Regions from separate parts of the Mus musculus genome. Here region 1 is linked to region 2. Evidence: chromatin loops called from intact Hi-C (ENCODE). Cell type or tissue: left cerebral cortex. All regions are shown on one strand. Links, peaks and the distances in the headings refer to the core of each region. The heading gives the core; the rest is flanking DNA.

What was found. Peaks named below come from ENCODE experiments on the same cell type or tissue, not always from the same donor. Only the 100,000 strongest peaks of a DNase experiment are listed, where the experiment ranks them.
Region 1: a loop joins it to region 2, with 2.5 times the contacts of the local background. A loop is called at or near these places in 1 of 42 quality-filtered maps.

The regions. Positions count from the first base shown.
Region 1 is chr15:39,762,037-39,774,103 of GRCm38, forward strand. It overlaps a transcript of Dpys not described here. Among named protein-coding and RNA genes, the nearest start is that of Dcstamp, 22 kb to the left of the region's middle. In left cerebral cortex, for the core only: no CTCF peak of the experiment used is centred there; DNase peaks (open chromatin) are centred at 5,650, 7,164, 7,509 and 9,053; H3K27ac peaks cover 1,215 bases.
Region 2 is chr15:39,630,939-39,643,005 of GRCm38, forward strand. The region is part of intron 22 of Rims2 (regulating synaptic membrane exocytosis 2); the gene reads left to right. Among named protein-coding and RNA genes, the nearest start is that of Dcstamp, 110 kb to the right of the region's middle. In left cerebral cortex, for the core only: no CTCF peak of the experiment used is centred there; a DNase peak (open chromatin) is centred at 5,139.

The DNA of each region.
Region 1 (12,067 bases), core at 1,688-9,687, 130 kb after region 2:
TAATCATTCCCTCTAAGGCACACTTTGGTGAAAGAGCAAATTTTGTGTGAGGTAGGTATTGTGCAGACAAGGAGATGACCAGCAGAGAACAGGCAAGGTAGAACACTGGTTTTTCCTCTGCCTCTCAAAGGCTTTGGATCCGAATGTCTGCACATGTCTGAAGATCTGCACATGTCTGTTCTTTCATAGATGTTCTTTCAAAGAAAACACTAGGGAGGGGTGGGAGCTCTCTCAACATTTCAATAGAAAAATGACTCTGACCTCTGCATGATCCGAGAGCTTCATGAGATTCCAGGACTTGGAATAATCAACCAGTGCTTGTTGGCACTTTCCAAGGTGGTGGACGGGATCTGGCTATACCTCTTTCTGCTCTGTCTAAGCCAGCATTTTATCCCTGGTAGACTTTTAATGGCTCAGCAAAGCAGGTATGTTATAGAAATGGGTAAAAAGATGGTCCTCTTGGGTTGACTTTGTAGGTTATTTGTTCACCACAGGCTGAAACCCTGTATTAGTAATAGCTTGGCCATCTGTGCTAGTAGTGTTCTACGTGTTCAAGCAGCTGTCTACCACCTAGAGCAGTGTTCTCAACGGACCTAGCAATGCAACCCTTTAATACACTTCCTCATGCTCCTTTGAACCCTACCCATAAAATTATTTCTCTGTTACTTCACAGCTGTAACTTTGCTACTGTTATGAAACATAATATAAATATCTGATATGCAGGATGCCTGGCATGTAACCCACAGAGGGGTCATGCCCCACAGGTTGAGAATTGCTGGTCTAGAGGTTACCTGCTTTGCGTATCCATGGAAACCTCTTTTACTTCTTGCTGTCCACCAGCCAGGAAGAGTCTTGTGGTCCTAAGACAACAGGTCCTACAAGCTTCCGAGTTGTTGACCTATATGCTCCTAGCCATGTCACCTACACATGTAGCTGGCTCCTACTGTCCCTTCCCCTCTCCTGGGAGTGCTCAAAACTTCCCTCCTCCGGCTGGAGGCTCCCTCACTGCTCCTGTTGGTTTTGTTCTCTGAAGGACACTTGAATAAAGCTCTCTGTGTTAGTGCCTCTTAAGCTTTTATCATTTTCCCTCCTTGGCCCCAAATCTTCTATAAAATATTGTCCCTCTTTTTTCTGTATTCTTTACTTCTATTTATTTATTTTACAAATATGACTTTGGTCCAACTTAGTCTAGTAGTATTGTTTTTAGAAGTTTAATTTTTCCAGTGACAGATGAGGTTGCATATCTTTTCAAGGGCGTATTCACTATCTGAATACTTCACATAAGCCTATTAAAATGTTTTGTCTTGTTTTTTTGTTTGTTTGTTTGTTTGTTTGTTTGTTTTGAGACAAGGTCCCTTCATGTAGCCATGGCTGTCCTGGAGAAGTGTGTGTGTGTGTGTGTGTGTGTGTGTGTGTGTGTGTGTGTGTATCAGGCTGGCCTTGAACTCACAGTGATCTACCTGCCTCAGCCTCCTGAGTGCTGGGATTAAAGACATGCATCACATGTCTGCTTAAAGACTTGGTCTTACTAAGTAAGGGATTGGGACACACTCTACAGAACAGGCCTAGAACTCACATCCACTTGTATCTGCCTCCAGAATGATGAATTTAAAGGCATACACAATCAGGCTTGACCTATCTCTGATTTTACATGTATGTAAATGAGGCATCCTAACACTGTAGGTGTTTGGTAGGATGGGGAGGCAGATTCCATGGAGTTCCTGCACATGCATTCATCGTTTAAGAAGAGTTCACATTGTTGGTCCATGGTTCCCAGGCTGGTGGGGAGGAATAATTCCTAGGATGTGTAGCTCTAAAGCTTACTACTTCAATCCATCCTCCGAGGACCTGACTTTGCTGCCAGGGCAGGGACCCCCACACTGGCCTGTTTGAAGCTGCTTAGGGATTCTTCCAGGCAGCTGCCATTTAGAACCACGCCCCATGGAATCCTGCAGAATTACAGCTCCTCAGTGGTGAGATCTCTTTAACAGAAGAGACCTACATTAGAAACGTGTCTGATTAAGAATTTTTCCAATCAAATTACAAACACCACTAGCTCCATGGTTGCTTCGTAAAAAGCGGGCTGTGTGGCATGAGCATCACGCGATAAATTCAAGGATGAATCACAAAGCCTAGTGGGGTAGTGAAAACACCATGAGACTCCACAATAAAAACATTCCTGTTAACACTGGTCACCCTGAATTTCCCCTAAACTGTTAGACCACAGAACAATCATATCTCTGATTATCATAAACACAGTGCACCAGTGCTATAGAGTGTGTTCTAGTGAAAGTGCCCATAATCACACACGGTTGTCAGCCATAGAAGGACCTGGGAAGGCACGGAGGCATTTGCAATTTTGACTTGTTTAAAACTGAAGGTTTTATGTGCTTTCATGTGCCTGTGTATAGGGATTTTTGTTTGATTTTGTTGCAAAAAGGATTGAACCTTAGATTCTCATGGCCTTATGAATGATAGGAAGGTGTTCTCTCAATGAGTCATCTCTAAACCTGCTGTGTTTCCTAAAGAAATGCATATATTAACAAATTTCTATAATGAATGATTTTATGCATATAATTTTTTTAGTTTATTCTCTCTACACAATAAGGATCTCACTCACATTAACCCAGACAAAGGATCAAATGGACAGGTTTTAGAGAGAGCATGTTGCTTTTAAATATCTCATTTCTGGTAATTATCTAGCCTATTTATATGCCTCACCATCAGCGTCACCGATATCCGGGGCAAGCATTTGACCCAGCTACTCTCAAGGAAGGGTGATGGTCACCTGGTCCCTTTGGTATTTTTTCAACTTAGTGAGGAAGTTGCACATATGCTTATCCAAAAATAAAAGTGTGCAGTAGATTTAGGTAAGTGCTATGGGCACAGGAAACAATGTTAGACTGCCATGCTGGTACCTCTGTCCTCCTTACCACAAATGCACAGGTCAGCTTCTTCTATGTGGGGAGGGCATCACATGCAAAAATGTCTTAATTTCATAGAAATCAAATCCACTCCTCTTGTCTCTAGCAAGAGTCATAGGAATTGGGACTTGCTATTGCACTCTGTTGGACACAGTTATCCTGTGACTGAAGGGGTCCCTTCCTGGGAAGGAGATGCTGTCACAAGGAACAATTCTGATGTTGAAAACAGACTTTGGCCTGCTCATTACAGTCTATGTTACACATCTGATTTTTTGTTTTTGTTTTTGTTTTGTTTGTTTGTTTGTTTTTCAAGACAGGGTTTCTCTGGATAGCCCTGACTGTCCTGGAACTCACTTTATAGGCCAGGCTGGCCTCGAACTCAGAAATCCACCTGCCTCTGCCTCCCAAGTGCTGGGATTAAAGGCGTGCACCACCACTGCCCGGCTAAAATGTGTAGCCCAGGCTGGCCTCAAACTCGTTATCCTCCTGCCTCTGTCTCTTTCAGTAAATCCTACAGGCATGTGCCACCACTACCGGCATGATTATTTAACTGTAGCTGGTCCACTTTAAATGGAAATGAAGAGTGGGTTGAATTCTTGGAGTTATCTATTGTGAAATGTGCTTTCTTAATCTCGTAGAGGCAGAAAGATGCTGGCGAGGGTGACTTCACACAGTTGCCTTTCTTCCCTAGTTCTGATGGCTTATAACGTCTACTGCATCAGAGACAACATCGTCCTTTCTCATGTCAAATCCCAGTTTGGTGGCAGTGCTGCATTGGAATCTTTTTGATGTCCTCACTGACACCATATTTACTATTGTTATAGATTTATATTGTTACTGCAGATATAGTGATTTTAACTAATTCGTAGGAATAGTCTCATCATGATTCTTCCTGTGATGTTAGACATTTTTTTCCTTTCTCAAATTCTGGGTCTGCTGCTTTTCTCATTAGGACCTAATCAATCAAGATCACCATGCAGGATGTTTTGAAGCTCTCAGATAGTTTTTGTTTTTAATTCCCCTATGACAAAGTGTCTCACATAGTTCATTCTTAGTAAGAACTAGCTGTCTCACTCAAAGATAAGTAACAAATACCATTGAGGTCAATTATTCACATTACAGAGGACAGAGGTGCTGGCTGGTAAAATGAATGGTGGGTGAATGTAGGTACATACCCATATTTGAAAATCTGTTATCTTAGCCTTAAATAGCCCTACACTGCACAGATAAGATTCAAATCAACAGTAGACTAAGCTTCCACATGTTCAGAGGTCAATTTCCCTTTTGACTCCCATCTATAATAGTTTTAGTGACATTTTCAAAAGCTAGACATGAAGGAAAGATGGTAACACGATACAGGAGACAACTGCCTTTTTTTTTTTTTTAATCTAAATTCTGAATGTCTGTGAACCTCACTTTATACTTAGAGAACAAATCAGAGTTAAGTTGGCCAGTAGACCAATTTGTACAAATGCAAACAAGTTAAAAATCCAATGGCATAAATAAACTACAGCTAGTCACACAGTCAGTGAAGTTAGAACAGAGTGCTCTCTGCTTTTGTGGATGGTGAAGTATACAGTGTGGTGTGTGCTGCCTCAAATCTTCCAGGCTCATTAGCAAAGGCTAGGAATGATGCTTCTCTGACCATGGCATACATTTATTTATGGAAAAGGATAGATTCAGAGAAACCAGGGAGGTCTCTGGGGGACAGAGACAAACATGCAGCCCTTGCTGACTTGCTCTTCCATCTTAGAGTTGGCTCAGTGTCAAAGTTGCCAGCATAGGATCAGAGGTGACAGCCATGTCATCTAAATTTGATCTCCTAAGTCCATAAAAGCCAGATGTGATGGCTTGCATTTGCAACCCCCATACTCCTTAGGCCAGAGGGGAGACAGAGACAGGAGAATCAGTGGAAGCTTGCAGGCCAGCTATCATGGAGTATGCAGGGCTACAAAAACAAGAGAGATAGTGCCTTGACAAGGTGCAAGGAGAAAACTAACTCCTAAAAGCTGTCCTCTGACCTTTACGTGTGTGTGTGTGTGTGTGTGTGTGTGTGTGTGTGTGTGTACATGTGCACACACACATACACACCACCACCACCACCACCAACAGCAGCAACAGAAAGGAGTGAGTGCATATGCAAAAAAGGAAAAGGAAATTCCAAATTTCCAAACCTGCATTCATGCCCTGGGAATATATGTTCTAAAGAAGTGAATAATTGAGATGATTAAGCAACCTCAGTACACACTCATCTGGAGAATTTTACTAAGCCTTGGAGAAGAGGGATTGTTGATTAAGTAAAAGCGCATCTACGTGGTGTCTATGTAATTAACTGTGTAACTGGTTATACACATAGGACTTCCACCTACTATTGATGAGCCATTGAATTTCTTCAATAACACAAAATGCTAATTGCCTGCCAACCAATACACTGCCTCCCTCTCTGTGGTCCAATTGCTTACTTGTGTGAATTCGTGAGGATAGACAATTTTGTCTATTCTTATCCATTTAATAAACATGACTTGCTGCTAAATGTATCTTTGTTTAGATGATTAAACTTGATTACATTTTTTTTTGTTAAATTTAGGGGATGATAGATAAATTTGCTGTAAAGGTGAAGGCAACCTTGTAAAACTACACAGTATGATAGAATGAACAGATTTTTAGACTGGGGAAAGCTGGATCCGAATCCCTGTGCTAAGCATTAGTGATATAAATGTAAGCAGCTTAGTGCTTGTCTCTCTGAGCCTGCTTCCATATGTATAGCTAAGACATAGCAATCCGCCCCATAGACACTCAATGAGATGACATGTGTAAAAGCTGGTGAACATCTCCCCTCCAAGTTAAATAAATAAATGCAGGCCCCTCTGGTTTTCTTCTCTCTAGTTGTTACCCTCTTTTTTTCAACTTCTGGCAATAAGTCTGATACACAGAGTAAAAACAGTGGAGAAGGACTTTTGACTAGGCCTGAGAGACAGCAGACCTCTGTGACAGTCCAGGTGGCAAATAGTTGAGGCTTTGCCTTCATACAGTCTCCGGTGCAATGACTTGACTTTGTCATTATAATCACAATGGCTGCATGAGCAAGTTTGCCTTCCAGTAAACATTTACTGGAAGAGCAAGCAGTAGGCTGTGTTGAGCTTGCATGATGTAACTGAACACCTGATAGTGCAGAAAGGCATTTGAGAAGTCCGTGGATGGCACAGGACATGGTATCATGGAGAGTCTTTTAAGTTAGAAACAGAGATGCTCCCAGATCTTCCCCAACACCTTGTTTTAAATGCCAGCTAGCTGGCTGACTTTACAAGTGACCTCCCCATCCCCCCCACCCCACCCCGGCTCAGAGATCATCTCTCAAAGGGCCGAGCTCAATAATCTCCAAGGAAACTGCTACTTCTTCAAACCTAGGATCCTAGGGAGACAGCAGTCCGCTGGAGAGAACCTCAAAGGTGGCCTGAGTCTTGGCATTTGATTGGCTTCCTCTTTCATGGTTGGTCAGTGAAACATAAAGAACAACAGGAGCTCTTGGGGTATTAGTGTGATTTATTTTCTGAAAGGGGGGGAAGATAACATTAGGTCAAAAGAAATGTTCTTTTTCAGAGGCAATTGGAACCGTTATTCAGTTCTAAATGTCATGTGTAATTTCATACAGTTTAAAGCCAGAGTGTGGTGTCAGTGGCAGACGACCTGAAAATTGAAGTCTTGCTTCTCCACAGCAAGCGGTGCACTGGCTGTAAACATGATATATTAATTAGAGGAGAAAGAAATCAATCGAAATTGTTTTGAAAAGGAAAGCGTCATAGAAAAGTGTTTATACAGGAATAATAAGGCCCCGTGTGTTGCAAATGGATGCATTAATATGTTGAAGAAAATACATATTCTTTCAAAATCCTTGATGTAATGAATTTTTTTAAAAAAATGCTGAACTCAGAATTTAGAGAATGAGTTTATTATTCAGGTGCTGTTGTGAGGTGACCCAAGTCCTTCTCCCTCCTGGCTCAAATCAGCTCTTCCCAGAAAACATAGTAAGTCTTACTATCCTTGCTGGGTGTCGGGCACATTACTGAGTGTAACATCTCACCAAATTTCTGATGGTATTGCAGTTTTAGGAATGAGGAAACTGAAGCACAGAGAAGCTTGTTCCAGAAGCAGACTTGAACGCAGGTCTTTGCTGCACAGTACATCAGCATGTTTTCTCTACTGGGCTCTTTGGATCAACCGTTCCTAATGAGCTTGAAGCAGAGCTGGTGCCTAAACCTTCCTTTCCTCCTACTTCATCTTGGCTGTCTTTCAGAAACCTGAGTGATCAAAACACAAAGAGAGAGAGAGAGAGCACGACAGCTATAGATTTTTTTCTATCTCTGAAAAGCAAATGAATGGAGACTTTCCAGATTATCCCAATTTATGATAATGACTCATTCCTCTGTATTCAGATATGTGGTTTTTAATAATACATCACACATGGGTGAATAATTTACCTTGGCTTTCCAGCTAGATTTTAACATTCTTATGAATAGAGAACATATGTCTTACTCCTTCGCTTATCTACCACAGTAATTAGTAGTCAGCCTGTCAATAGCACACAGCTTCCTGGAGAACACGTCATGCCAGCTGGGTGCGCTAGGGTGTGTCTGTGATTCCTGCACTTGGAAACAAAGGCAGGAAGATGGCTGCAGGTTCAAGGCCAGCCTGGTCTACACAGGCTAGCAAGGGTTAAAGAATGAGACCTCATCGTATGTGTGTGTATAAATATGCATAGATACATATGAGTGTATGTGTATACATATATGTGTGTGCACGCGTCTGTGTGTGTATATTGAATGAGGAGATGAAGGACCTAGACCAGGAATTCCTCAAGACTGATCCAAGGCAGAACACCACAAGTCTCTATAGCTTCTTTGGAGGAAATAATTTGCTTTCAAAGTAGAGCCAACAAACTCCATGCAAGATGTTCCTGGTTCATTTGGGTGTCCCCTAGGTGAGTCCCTTGCAATGCCACGCTTCTCCAGCTTCAGTAACTTGTGTGTGACCACTGTTCTTTCTATCCTATTTATATAGGCTCTGCTCTGTCATTTACTTAAACATTCTCTGAGTGAACTCAGCACTTTTACTTAAAGGAATTATTTAAATTGCTAATAATAATATCTCATGCAATACAAGCAGCGTGTATGTTGCTTGTGTCTATGTATATTATTCAGGAAGTTAATAACAGCAACAGCAATAACAACAAAACAAATAGATGCACTGTGTTTTTTTCTGAACGCTTTCAGTCTTTGATTGCCTGTGTGGAAGAGGTAGAGAGTCAGCTACACACACACACACACACACACACACACACACAAAACAAACCCTACTCTCACTTATAAGTCCTCGTTTGGCAGAACTTGCCCCCCCCACTCCCATTCTGTGTTGAAGAGCTTATGGAACTGCACTGAAGGGTCAAGGCATTTATTTATACACCAACTCCAGTGAGTGGGTAGCTGTGGGCAGCTGAGTTTGGGCACTGTCTCTTCCCTGGCACTCGAGGCTGCACCAAGAGCTTTCCCTATCTGTGAGCTTGAGTATTGGGATGGGATGGAGATGCAGTAGAGCCTAGATATCACAATATCCATCCCCCCCCCCATCAAAGAACTGTGATAGGGTACAGCCCATAACCACCTAGCACACCGCTGTCACTAAAGTCTTGTTGTTGGCTGGGATGTAACTCTTGCCATAAAGCTCTTTGCAACCATTCTCGACTGCTTTCCTCCAATGAAATGCCTACTACTAGTGAAGGGGTATACAAGTAGAAAAATAATTTTGCCGGAAAATATGCATACATTTTTCTATCATCTACACTACAAAGGCAGCCCTCGTTGAATGAGGGGGGGGGAACCCACTGGCCATTAATTCAGCTTAAACCAATGAATGACTTCTTGCATGTCTGTGTGGCTCAACCATGAAATCCTAGAGAACTTCCAGAGAGCCATGACCCGGAACACCCTGCTCCTCTTCAGAACACTATTTATAGTGTGTCCCGTGTGCAGCCGACTTTAAAGTTTTCGTCTCCAATGTTCCTCAGCCTGTGTAGATGGCATTTATGCAATTCAGAAAAAGACGCTTTGACAAGATTAGTCAGCAGCAAGGTCCTCTGACGCAGCTCCATCTAGTTAAAAATAGAAAGAGGATGCTTTGCCTAAGTCATCGTGCTGGGTGGCATTAGAGAACTGACCACAGTTTTGGTTCCCACATCCTGTTCTTTTATCCAGAAATAGACGAAAACTCTGTCCCTGGATTTTCGACAAGACCTTTTGCTTCTGTGACCTTGGCTTTCTTCTCATTCTTCTTGTTCTGTGTTCTTCTGCCCACTTTCCTCCCTGCACTCTGTAATATAAAATCTCAACTGTCAGCCAGGGGCTCTAGAGTCTGTTCTGACCTCTACTCTGTCTCCCCACCCAACCCCTGGTCCCAGGGGTTGCAAACTCTAGGCCAAATTGACAGTGTGACCTAAAGTCTGGCAGGTGTGTGAGGCAGCCCACTTATATCTCATCTGCAGGATGAGGAAGCTCCTACTGCATTTCCTACAGAGCCACTGGCTTTTTCCAGAACATTCAAAGACGCAGGTTATTATGGGAACTCATCTAATTATTAATGTTAGAAATAAAATTGTATTTTACTGTGTTTTAAAATAAAGTAGAACCCAGAGCATGAACTTTAGTTTGTAGATTCTGCTCCAGTGTTTTTTGGAGATTTTGTATGTTGAGAAAATGGGACTCTACAAAATCTAGAAGTTCTAGGTGAAACTGTCTGCCTTTTCTCATTCTTGACTTATGATACTAAAAGGGTATGAGTCTATAACAGAAGCCCTGGAATCCGATTTACCACTGGCTCTGTGTAGCTATAGAACTTCATACTAACTGCTTCAGTGGCAATGACCTTCAGACATCTACAAACCTCCATCGGCCTGTCTTTCTCATCTTAGAGACTGACTCCCCACAGCAGTTGATGGTCCATATATTTTTTTCATTTTCTCACATTAGAGGGCAGCTTTGTTGGCGGCCTGTTTTGTGTAAACCCCAAGCAGTAACATTGATGAAGCACTCAGAAAGTCTCCTTCCCTTGGGGCAACTATCATCATTCCTAGCACCTGCTACTTTCTGTTTCCATCTCTGCTACAGCATCTCAGTCCTCTGACCCTTTTCTCTATAAACAAAACAACAACAACTGTAGGACTATGAAAGGCAGCCTGATTTCTGGTTGAGCTAGGTTGGAAACCTGGAGACCCTGCAGTGGATAACCCTGCCACACTCCTTAACACCAGGCTCCTGACACATGGTTGCAGCTCTCCATAATTCTGTGGCCATCAGTCACATAAGGGCAACGCCCCAAGCCTCTCCACAGGTAGAGGATGTGACTACAGATCATATAGCCTGAAGACAGATCTCCATTTTAATGAACTACCTAAAGGCCTGGAGGCTTAGCCAATGATACTAAAACATTCCTCCCTGCAACAAAGTATTTAACCTCAAGCCTGCCCTGAGAAAGTGGGGTACAGTTTACTCTTGGCCACTCTCAGCCATGACAATAAATGCCTTAGAACCATGGACTGTCTCTTTTCATCAGGACCTGTTGTGAGGAAGCAATGGAACAGGCCTTGGTCTAAAGAGCTGGCCGCTAATCTATCCCAGAAGGCCTCTCAGGGCTCCCAGCCATGGCCTCCACCAAGCTAAGCCGCCCACTGACCAAGCCAAGGACTCTCCTCCCCATGGAACCTAACCGGAGCTCCCTTCTTTTCCCCTTCGGCCCTGGGCTAGATCCAGCCCACCAGAGCCCCCACCCCTGTTTTCAGCGCTTCTGTGGTTCCCAACAGCATCTAGGTGTTCAAGAGCATGAGAACCAGATGCCCGCAGCCTCCTAGCAGGTCCGGGACCCCCGGAGCGGTGTCCAGCAGCTTCTCATAGTCCAATACCTGCCCCTCACCAATGTGAGATCAGCACAGTCAACTTCCGGAGTCCCACCTCCCGAGCAGGCGCAGGGTGGCGTGGGAGGCGGGGGGGGGGGGGGGGGGGGCAATGCCAACTCCAAGCAACCATGTTGAAGTCATGTGGGGAAGGGTAGAGGCTCACAGCAGGACTAGGTTGGCTCTCCAGTAGCCCCTGCATTGGATGCCAGGCTTTCATACCCCAGTGGTGCTGCAAATATCCAGCTAGCCCCTAAAATACTGTGTTGAACGTCTTATGGCCAATTCTAGCAATCATTGTTAGGGATGAAAATAAACCATTCAGAAGAATAAAAGCAATGTGGCACATTCCCATCTGTCCTTTGGAGGCGTTGAATGCTTAAGTTAGGAGAGTCTGGAGAATTCACACCTCTCAGACTTACTCAGTGTCTCCACCTCCCTGGTCCTGCTGTAACCAGTGACCAGACACGGAATGGTTTCCCATGACTATATAGAAATCTCTGCCCTCAGAAATGTGAAGTCTAAAAGCGCAAATTAATAGGTCAGCAGGGCTGTGCTCCCTTCAAAATTTCTAGAAGCTTCTTTACCTGTCCCTTCCAACCTTTGGGTGGTTTCCCGAAGTCTTTGGCATTCTATGGTTATAGCATTGTGATTTCAATTTTTGCCCCTGTCTTGGGGAGCTTAGGAGGCATTGGCTTTGTAGGAAGTGTGTCACTGGAGGTGAGCTTTGAGAGTGAAACCTCATCTGCTGCTACTTTGCTCTCTGAGCCCCCAGTCTCCTGCCCCTATGCCATGCGTGTTGCTTGCTGCCATGATCCACTCTGCTACCATGGACTCTTATTCCTCTGGAACCATAAGCCTAAATAATCTTTCTTCCTATAAGTTGCCTTTGGTCGTGGTGTTTTATCACAATAATCACAATAAGAAAGCAGCTACTCCAGAGGAGGAGATGCAACTCTGGCCCGAATAATATTTTGAAAGGACACTTGTGCTCCTTATTTTAGCTTACATACTATTGACACAACAAATCCCAAGAAAGTGGGATTCCTCCTGGAATCTCATACTGGGGAAGAAGTAATAAAGACCTGTACTCTCCAAAGGAGAAACTTCACCTAGGAAGGAGATTTCATACAGCGTAGAGAACTTGGGAGAGTGGGAACTACTCAGAGATGTATATCCCTTACTTAAACTTCAATTTCAGTTC
Region 2 (12,067 bases), core at 1,910-9,909:
GAACCCAACAGTTTTGATATATTCAGGTCATCTGCAACCATCTCCATATTGTCATCACATCAAAAGTAACCCCAAGTCTATCTGCCACTCATCCCGTCTCCACCCGTCAGCAGCTGCTCACCTAGTCAGCGTATCTCTTTACATTTCTCCGTGCTGGGCTTTCACACAGATGCTAGTCTTTTGTGACTAACTTCTTTCACTTAGAATAGTTTAAAAAAACTTTCATGTTTATCTTATGCTTTCATGTCTTGTGTGATTGATCCCTCTTATGTGTCTCTTCATCTATTAGTGAGCATTTGGGCTATTTCCATCATTTGACTATTATGAATAATGCTGATGTAAAGGTCGATGCACAAGTGTCTGTGTGCATATGTACCTTCTCATTCTCTTGACTGTGTAATGTGAGTGGGGTTGCAGGAGGATTTGATAGCACTATATTCAGTCATTTGGGGAAAAACTAAGAAATTCTGAACCATTTATCAGAGTATAAGAGAATACACATTTATCTTCTGAAGCTGAAACCCATAACTTTTGCTTTATAAATTTGTGACATAATTGAATAAACTTCACATTCTATATCTGAAAGTTTCATTGATTTTTAAGAATTTTTATCATTAAAGATATTTAGAGTGAAGTAGTAAATATAACTAAGTCCTAAAGATACATATATCTTCTAAAGTTGGGCTGGAGTTGAAAACTGAAAGCAGTATGGTCATGGTAAAAATTTTTCCATAATACCTAATGGCAACCTTATATAATTTATATTGACAATGGAGGAACCATTATCTCCAATGCCTGATAGTATGCAGTCAGCATTATTTCTTAAAGCCACCCTAAGGTATAGAAAGTGTGATGTGGTATGTGCATTGCTCTCTCATATCCCACCCTGATTAAGAGAAGTATAATCATGTGATTTTTTTTGCTTTGTAAATAAATATATATGTATATATGTACATATATATTTCTATTTAGCATACATATTTCTATATAGACTAAGGTATAGAAAGTGTGATGTGGTATGTGCATTGCTCTCTCATATCCCACCCTGATTAAGAGAAAGTATAATCATGTGATTTTTTTCTCTTTGTAAATAAATATATATGTATATATGTACATATATATTTCTATTTAGCATACATATTTCTATACAGCTAGAGACAAAAAGATCCCAGTGTTATCATAATACTCAGAGAGCCACTGTGTTTTCTTGCTCTCATGATGGCTGGACTATAGTTAGCCTATACATGACAAATTGGGTCATATACTTCTAAAACACAAAGATTTTAGGTGCCATGGAAACTACTACGTTTCTATTCTCAACTTCATATATATAATCTCAGTTGCTTGTTACCAAGCTACCTTTAAAGCTATTCAGGAAGACATTACTCATTTAAGGTCTTTTTTCTCTTTTATGATATCTAAAAATAATGTTTTTATTGGCTGATATAAAAGATATTTTATGCTTGGTTGATTTTAAATATTCTTTCTGGACTAAAACTTTGACTGATGATAAATCTAAGTCTCTGATTTCACTTTTATCATCAAGGTTGAAAACTTGCTCCAAATAGATCAAAGAAAATTTCAATATTTATTAGTAGTTGCTGTATGAAAGTGTCTTTGTTTTCCCAAAGTCTGAACTTGAGTTAAAGTTGTTCTGTCTCCCCAAGTCATCAGCTCACTCTTCCTCTAGATGGGTTTGTCACCTGTCTTTAGATGTTTCATTTGTCTGTAGGTTTCTAGAATGCTGTCCTGGTCAAGTGTATCAAAGTGGGAGCCATCCGGGACTTTGTTCATTTTCTAAAAAGGCATAAGCATAACCTTGTCCTGATACAAACATCACATCTTTTCCATTTGACTAGGTTTTAGATCTTTACACTTACCGTGTGATAGTGTACAGGCAATTCCACTGGCCTGCTCTCAGAGACCTAGAAACTGATTACATCATCACTTGCTCCTGCCCCCAGGTGCACCAGACATGTGCTGCTAATAAAAGTACCGCTAGTCAACCCAGCGCTCTCTCTCTCTCTCTCTCTCTCTGTCTCTCTCTCTGTCTCTCTCTCTCTGTCTCTCTCTCGCCCTTGCCCTCGCTCTCACTCTCTCTCTTCCTCCTCTTTGCCCCCTTTCTCTGCCCTCATGGCTCTCGCTCTGCTCACCATTTGTCACTCTACAGAGTTAGGGTAACAAAATATAAGCATATTTGGAGATATACATGGGTGTGGCCCCTTACCCCTTTTTTATTTTTCAAAAAATTGCCAGTGAAGTATCTGGTGGTGTTTTATAGTAGCTTTACCCTATGTATAGTAAGGGATTTTAGTAACATAATTAATATTAAAATTTCCTGAAATAGGATTATGTCTTTACTGTAAAAATCAACACCTTTAATGGAGGATAGGCTTTTGCAAGTCCCCATTTATTATCTCTCTTGCCAATGTCTGATCATTTATCAGAACAAAGGGAAGTATAAAAATTAAAAAAATAAACACAATCCATTTAATTAATAATGGTCATTAACTTTAATTTTTTTAAATCTGAGGCAGGCTTCATTAATTTAAGATTTGGAATTTTTAAAGTATAGGACAATTTTAATTTTGAGATCAAGAAGACTCTCCTGCTAGATAACAGGATAGTCAGAAGTACTCGAGAACTAATCATAAAAAATCTGAAGGAGAAAACATTGAGTTTTTCATGTAAGTGTGAGAATTTATATTTAGCTGAGGGTCTTTCTAAGTGGAAGAAAAGTATTAACAGTCAGTCAGAGCATAACAGATTCATGAAAGAAAACCTTAATGGGAGGCTCTAAGTCATCACCTTTAGCTCGTGGGCTGCAACTTCTCTAGGGGTCAAATGGCCCTTTCACAGGGTCACATATCAGAATCATTAAGATTAATAACAGAGACAAAATTACAGTATAAAGTAGCAACAAAATAATTTTATGGTTGAGGGGGGTCACTGCAACACGAAGAACTGTATTAAAGGTTTGCAGCATTAGGAAGGTTGAGAACCACAGGTCTAAGTTTCATTACATTTAATAGACTTATGTAACAGACTCTCAGGCTGTATCAAAAACAATTTTAGTTAAAATTTTTTCAAATAATTCAATCTTTATTATATTCTTTGGCTTAACTCTTTTTGGCCTCCAAGGGAATTTGAGAAATATGCAGTTACATTTGCACTTCTTACACAGCATATTCCCCTAAAGAAATATTAAAGAAAAACTTTAATTTCACCTTTACTCCTAATTTTTTTAAATCCATCTGAAGCATGTTTACATTGTTACCTTAAATGTCTATGTTGTATAAAATATAAATTCTAAAAATGAATTTTTAGTAATAAAAGGCAAGATAATGTTTTTATTTTGCTAGATGTGTAATTTGGGTAGATGTGTACATTGACTGAGCAACAATCTGTTAGGTATACCTAACTTAAACACACTTTATTTTTGGATACTTCCCTTACGCTGATCTTTGACAGCATTGTAGAAAGCCACAGCTTGGCCTTGCAAAGCACCTGATCATGTTCAATGTAACTGACCATTAACTTGAAGGTCTTCATTAGCTGTAACTAAGCTTTTATAAGATTAAGATTTTATACTTTTATCCCTGTTAAGTTTGAGCCATAAAATTTTAATTGAAGATCCCTTAGCATCAACATAAAATTTGAGCACAGGGTCCCCAATGAAGGAGCTATAGAAAGGACCCAAGGACCTGAAGGGGTTTGCAGCCCCATAGGAGGAACAACAATACGAACTAACCAGTACCCCCAGAGCTCCCTGGGTCTAAACCACCAACCAAAGAAAACACATGGCGGGACTCATGGCTCCAGCTGTATATGTAGCAGAGGATGGCCTAGTTGGTCATCAATGGGAGGAGAGACCCTTGGTTCTGTGAAGGTTCTATACCCCAGTGTAGGGGAATGCCAGAGCCAGGAAATGGCAGTGGGTGGGTTGGGATTTTCGGAGGGGAAACTAGGAAAGGGGATAACATTTGAAGTGTAAATAAAGAAAATAATAATAATTTTAAAAGGTACATATAAAAAAGTTTTAAACCATAAATATGGTAGGACCTTTAGCATTTTCAAAGACACTATTACCTAATAGACAATTATGTGGTGTCAAGCAGTCTTTATTCCTATATTTGGTTATTTTGAATCTGATAATAGTGAGCAACTGAATCATGATCAACATGGCACTGTAGCAACACCTTTTTAAGTTATCCAAAGTGATGGGGAAAACATACTTTCCCCAGAAGAGCGGCTGTCTTAAAATTCATTCTCAGAATCAGCTTGGTGAAAATTTGTACTAGAGTCATATAACCCATCCCTAAATATAGTTTACTTAACAATTATCTAATCTTAAGCAACAGATAGTCAAGCATCACTTAAAAATGGAATTGTGTTCTGATAAAGGTGTCATTAGGACATTTCATCACTGTGAGAGCATAACAGAGTACTCACAGCCTTGATGATACAGAGCAGTCACCCCAGCCATCTGCTTGACAAAACCAGAAGGCCTGATAAACATGTATGAGGGTACTGCCAGGAGAACATAGCATGTGTGTGTGTGTGTGTGTGTGTGTGTGTGTGTGTGTGCGCGCGCGCATTTTCGCATGTATGTATGTTTATAAGTAGTAGTAAACTATAAAATATATACTTATATATTATGTGTGTATATAGGACTAGACTATAAAATGCATGTATTATATATATTTATATATGTTTATATTTCTACATACTGTGTGTGTGTGTGTGTGTGTGTAAAAGAAGTAAACTATAAAATAAGTTAAAAATGCGGTATGGTAGGGAAAGGGTCAGTAATGCTCATTTTTTTATCACTTTCCATCTTTTCTACTGAATATGTTTGTGTGCTACATACTTTGTTTGACTGACAGCATGGTGGGTTTATGTGCAACCAACATGACCACTAATACATGAATAACGTGTTATGCTATGAAATTTCCTTCCTTGGCTGTGGGCCACCATGTGTGTAGCATGTTTACTGAAACATTTTGTTCTGATTCCTGCTTGTAAAATAGGCACAGAGCTCTTCTGAATCATACCATGCTCATTATAAGCTCAGAAGTGGCGCTTAGATGGCAGTGTAAGGACTTCTGCTGTCATGAGGCATAATAAAGCTATTTTGGGAGGAAAGTTGTTGGCATTTAATAGTATTTGAACATCGGTCTCATTTTCCTTGCGGTACAAAAAGAGTGGAAAGTGTGAATCTTTATTTTTCTGTCTTAAATTACTAACTCATGCAGAAGTAGTTCAGCCTGTGCCAGAGAGGTTTCATTGGGAACAAAATTGCTACTCCATTTGTTCTATGTGAATGAAATGTAGGAATTTAGCTTTTAAGCTGAAAAGATCTGTTGAAAATTGTGTCAAGAGCTTAAGTTCAGCTTCTTCTTTCTGTTAGCCTGAGTAACTTCAATGCTACCTCCATTCATTCCTTCAGCAAATACTCCTTGAGTAACTACTGTGTGTACATGCTGTACCACCTATGAAAGATGGAGCTTTGAATAAGACAGACACACATGTTGCAATGTCATGTGGCCTATGAGCCAGTTTCCACACTAAAGTGCCCTGTGTGTAAGCACACTAGGGAGAGTGTCTCTTCTGGTGAGGAAGGAGTCAGCACAGGTAGTGCTCAGGGAAGTGGTATGTCTCAGCCATATACCTCTCTGTGTAACGCTGAACGCCAGATCACCGAGCACAGAGACCACTGAGGGGCATCTGCTCACTAAGCTAGCTCCCCTGTGATCTTGGGGGGAGAATTTGTTTCTATACCTACATGCCCAGAAACAAACAAATCCACCCAAATATTTTAATTAATCTACCTAAGGTCCTAACAGCTTCTTTGCTGAAAGCGGGGGTGGGGGGCTGCTCTTGCATCCTTCCCAGCAAAGCATCCGTCTCTGTATTCTAACATTCCCGCCAAACAGCACACCAACACCAGTGGGAATGGGGGCAAGCAAGGGCATAACTCTCTGTAATAACTTTTGTTTCTGTAGTACTAGTACCACTAATATTATATTAGTACTTCAGTCTGCATTTAGGTTAAATTAATTAGTCCTTACCCTTGCTTATTTTTTTTTGTTATTGTTGTTGGAGCTTATGCTTTTATCTTGTGGTTTTCAAACATTTCAAAACTGTTTTTATCTGACTTAAAATATTGCAAGAATATTCACCCTAACATCCATCACTCTTGTACAAGCAGTTCGGAATTAAACTGAACAGTGCAGTGTCGTGTATGAACAGTGACACGGGAGACCCATATGATAGTCCGGTCTTGACGGGCGTGTCCGTGACGATGCTGCTGGACCTTGGAATTTAAACTTAGTTGGAAGAAGGGACAATCAAGGACTGGATGTGGTCAGAAACTCAGCTGAGTTAGACCTCCTGCTGCACCCTCGGTCATACATAGCCTGAAAGGAGCGTTCAAAGAAGGATGTGTGTGATAAACTAGGCTTCAGCATAGGAAAAGTAAGTGGAGAGTCGGAACTAGAGAAAATGTCTGGATTCTGAGCTCAAACACAAGTTCTATTATGTTTCTGAAGGCTGGAAGAAGACAGTACCTTTGAGTTTCAGGACAAGGTGGGGTTTGCCTCCAGTAACAATAGACAGAAGGCTTTGTGAAGATGACTCCCACACTGACGAGTGGATCCAGAGCCATGTGATGGGTGCATGGAAAACAAGATCTAGTAGCAACTGTGCATGTCTGAAAGCAGCAGGGGCAGGAGATAGGAGGGGGCACTAACAGGGCGGGGAACCTAAACGCCAAGTGTGGTACATTAGACTTTCTGCTGCCAACCCAGAGAGAGTTTGTTGTTTCCCTAAGGAAGATGTGTGATTTTATAATAGTTTAGAAATGTTTTTAAATTATGAAAGTAGGGGGTATATATGTATATGAATATTGATACCCATGACTGCCAGAGGCCTCGATCTCCAAAGATGTGGAGTTACAAGGAGTTGTGACCTATCAGTCATAGATGCTGGGAACTGAACCAGGGCCCTTTGCAAAGGCAGTATGTGCTCTTAACTGCTGAGCTATTCTCTCAGGCCTTAATATGTGATTTTTAAACAAGAAAATCTAGCCTAGGACAATCTGACAAAAAAAAATGTGTAAAGTAGAAGAGACTCAAGGCAAAATCGCAGGAAGGGCCCTGTGAAGGAGCTAAAATGAGATGATAAAGATGGAGCCTGGACGCAGGGTCCATAGATAGATAAAGAGAATGCCTACCACGGGTGCTTCAAGAGCTGCCTTAGTGCTGCAGTAGTCACTGTATCTTCAGATTATGCCGGTGCATATTTGCCTCTCTGTGCTAGCATATTTTATTTAATACTATGTCCTCTAGATTCACCAAATTATTGAAAATTATAAGAATTTTTCTCTTCACATGGTAAAAAGTATTTTTAAATGTTATATGTTAGATAATATTGCCTCACAAATAATATATTGCATAGTGTATTGCATAGTGTATTGTATATTATATTATAGAAAATATAGTCTCACATTTTTCTCTTAGCATACATTTATTGTACAAAATGAATTTTAGTGTAGAGACTTTCATACATGGTGTTTCGTGCTCTGATCGTATTCTCCTGCAGTTATTCTCTCTTGTCCCCCTTACCTACTTCAACTGGTGACTCTCCTTTTCCCAAAATGAACATTTCTACTTTTATGGCTTTTACTTGTAGAAATCTAGATTCTACATGTGATGGGGAAAAATAACTGATGTTGTCTTTTGGTTTCCTTTGTATAACTCTGAGTTTTGAGGGAACACTTTAAAACTTGGTTATTAAATATTATGGGTTGAGTTCATTTCTCCCAAATACAAATACATGTTGAAGTTCTGACACCCACAACTTCAAAACATGACCTTGTTTGAAAATAAGGTTGTTGCACAGATAATTCTATGCAGCCCTGTGGAAATCAGGTAATGGCCAACCCATTGTGACTGGAGTGCTTATAGGAGCTAGGCCAGATGAGGGCAGGGCCTCAGTGATGCAGCCCCCAAACAAGAAGCAAATGTCTGCCAAATCACAGGAAGTGAGTTGAAGTGCAGTCTCACATCTAAGGCCCACTCTCACAGTGTGGGAACATTCGCTGCTGCATGCATTGTGAGTTCTGAGTATTACAACCATGAACGGAGTTTATGATGTCACAGTGGCGTGTTGCTTTTCTTTGCACGTATTCCCAGAAGTGAGATCTCTGGGTCATGTGATAGTGTAGTTTAGCCTTTTGAAGACCCTCCATCCATGTTTGGGTAACTTACACACCCATCAGCCATGAATGAATCTCTTTTCTTTTCCATCCTCTCATGGCTTTCTTTCACTGGGGATGGAAGCCATGTTGGCAGACATGAGACGGCATTTCACTGCAGATTTAAACTGTGCTTGCCTAATTATTGCCTTAAATATCAATTTTTGATATTAAAGATAATTTTAAAACTATGCAAATACTTACTGAACTGAAGTCTTAATATTAGCAAAAGAATTGATTTAAGAAGATACTTTAATGTATTTTCTTGTTTTATATTGCCATTTATATATGTGTATGCTCAGAAATATACACTTAGATTCATGGAAACTTTTAATTATTATCTATAATCAATACTTTCTACTTTAGTAAAAACTACTAGGGTTTTTATGTTTTTCTAGAGCTACCACAAAATTCTCTAAATAAAACTTAGCTGACTTCAACCTAATAAATATTCTGAGTGTTATCGAGGATACCATAATATCAAAGGTGCAGCTCGGGCACATGAGTCATTTCTCACTACAAGTTTCAATGGCATTAGCTAAGACATTCTAGAAATGCATGATCTTGAGTTTCTTTTATATTTAATTAAGGAGCTATAAATTGGCACAGTTTATTCTCAATAGATCCTGTTCTTTAAAAATATTTCCAGGCTTCTCTCCTGCATGCCTCAGATGATGAAAGTGGGAGGCATATGTTCACTTTTGATTTGTTTCCTGAGAACATGGGGTATAAAAGACTGGCTCAGAAAATCCATTTACGTTGGTGTATTAAACAAGGTATAAGTGAATAAGCTGGGGCTTTTTAAATGTCAAAAACTAAAATTTCTAAGTACAGGTTCAAAATACTAATGAAAAAAATATCAATTCCAAAAACCAGTTTCAACAGGAATTATAGTCAGATGGCTCATTCAGAACTATTACAGAGGCTGGTATTTGATTTTAAATTACTTTCTCTGGGAGAATAAGATAAGAATATACCTGCTGGTGACATGTAGCTCCTTTATCAGCATGTATTGAGTTACAAAGTGTCCCTGAAAGCAAATCAGTGACCTGGACCCAGGGTCACTGTGATGGGCTTGGGAACAGGAACAATGTCATCAGTGAAATACATTTTGGCCAATAAGAAACATGGCTCATCTATGTCATATATGTACCCTGTATATACATATATGTACATTAATAAAGACAAGTGTATTTTTAAATGAACTACAAATTGACTTTGCTGAAATCTAATCACAACACTGTGGTACTGACACAAGCACAGACAGGCATCCCAAGGGACATACTCAGGAGCCCAGAGTATAGAGAGAGTATAACCCTTGCACATGTGGCCACCACTGGGTGGAGGGGATGCAGTCTCTCTCCATGCAGTGGAGCTGGGGAGACTGGACACCCACTGCAAATAAATCGCCATACAGCAAGTCTTGTAGTTATGCCAGTTATGGGGCTACTGAGCAAACTCCATTGCTTTGTGACACTGTGTGTTTCTGGGGAGGTGACCACCCTTATGTAAATGTCACACTTCATTTCTACACACCTGCATAGCACTCACACAGAACCCTTTTGATTTCTATCATGTTGCTCCTCCCTCCCTCCCTCTGTCCCTCCCCAATCTCTGCAGGTGACTCTCAGCCACACTCATGACTAAAAATTGCTTGTTAATATTATAGTGTACTTTTGGTGATTTTATTTTTATTTTGGTTCTCGGAAATACTACTTTAATAATAATTTAATACTTAAATAAATTGATGTCTTAAAGCAGCTAGAAAAACTGTTAGTTATGGCAGTAAAACCTTACTGGTCTTTAAAAATTTTATGAACAGAAAATAAAAACTGATTTGCCATCGCAATGCAAAGTTTAGGAACCATTGTGTTCCATTTGGGGTCTGTAAAAGTCAGTCTATGAAGAGTCACAGAACTACTGAATTTGTAACTAAGTTTTAGACAGGGTCTAGCTGTGTAGCTCAGGCCAGTGTTAAACCCAGGCCTCTCTGCTCCATCTTCTAAAGTGCATGCCACTGCATCCTGCTTAAGCTGTGAGCTTATTCTTTGGAAGTTACATTATATTGAAATTTTGTTAAGAGATGTTGGTGTTTGCCTGTTCTAAATTCTAGTTAATATAAATCCTTATTTCTAAGAAACATAGAACAAAGTACCAAACTCTAACCAAGAGGTTTATTTTAAGGAATATTTTGGCCACATTACATGAAAAAATAGGTTCTTTGCTTTTCTGTAGATGTCTATCGAGTTAGTTAACTCTACAGCTATGACAAAACACCTGAGATAAGCAACGTCAAAGGAAGAAGGACTTCTTGTAGCGAAGTTTCAGAATTTACTCCATGGTGGGCGGGTGCCGTTACTTTAGACCTGAAAAGCATGATATCATACTACATAGGAAGCAAGTGAAGAGCGAGGGAGACAGACTTTTCCAGATGAGTCTCATTTGCACAGATCCCATCATGCCACAATAGTCCATTCAGGGGTGAAGCTGCCAGTATTCAAGCCATTGATGGAGTCATAGCCTTTCATAATCCAACTATCTCTGTACACTGAATCTTTCAGGGCACATTTCAGACTCAAACTATAACATCCATCATGAAACCTAGTGCCACGATCAGTTGAGGAAAGAACAAACTATTAAGTTATCCAATAAAACAAAAATCTTAAAGATACTTGTATGTTTACTGAGTATTCATGATATACCACACATAGTGATTAATTCACTCTTGGGTAGTTCTCACAGTGCCCATACAGTTAGTATCTTTGTTCTCTACCATTTACACAAGAGAAAGCCAAGGTGTAGAAAGTAAGGAGTGTGCAGTGTGTCTTACAGCCAGGACTGTGGGACAAGAGTGTGTAGTTAGAACAGGGTTTCTAGGGCTGACCCTCTAGCACTGTTCCAGACAGTCCCCTGAATAACAGAAGTAAACTTCTTCCAGAATGTCTGAAGACTGAAGAATTAGCCAACGTAGCTCCTAGACACTTCATGAGAAGGAAGAGTTGAGACTGTTTTGGTGTTTTGTGGAAGTAAGAGGTTTTACCATAAGCCACTGAATTGGAAAGAAGCCCAGAGATATTTATATGCATGATAGAAAGAAACCGTACAAGCATTTTTGTGAAAAGAAGACATTGAATGACTTGTGTAAGTCTACCAATCTGTGTTGTTAACAATGGGTAGGATAAAAAGCAGGCTTTCTTTTAAAGCATAAGACTTAAAATGTCTACTAAGGGCTTCAGAGTACTGATGAAGACCTATATTGCTTATTCTCTAGTTTGAAGTAAGTTCTGTACCACCTGACCATTTCCTTTGGGTCCAGCCAGGCTTTTCCTCACAGATAGCCAACAGCTTTGTCAGTCTGCAGAGCTAAGGACTGGCTCCATTATTGAAGGGAATAGATAGCCAACAGCTTTGTCAATCTGCAGAGCTAAGGACTGGCTCCATTATTGAAGGGAATAGATAGCCAACAGCTTTGTATATCTGTAGAGCTAAGGACTGGCTTCATTGTTGAAGGGAATAGATAGCCAACAGCTTTGTCTATCTGCAGAACTAGAGACTGGCTTCATTGTTGAAGGGAATAGATAGCCAACAGCTTTGTATATCTGTAGAGCTAAGGACTGGCTCCATTATTGAAGGGAATAGATAGCCAACAGCTTTGTCAATCTGCAGAGCTAAGGACTGGCCCCATTATTGAAGGGAACATAAAAGGAAAAATTAAAACTGATGAATTTTCTTTACACCTAGTCTAACAGATTTCCAGCAGCTCTACTGATAGAATTAGACAATGGTTTTGATTCCCATGTCACGGTTCCC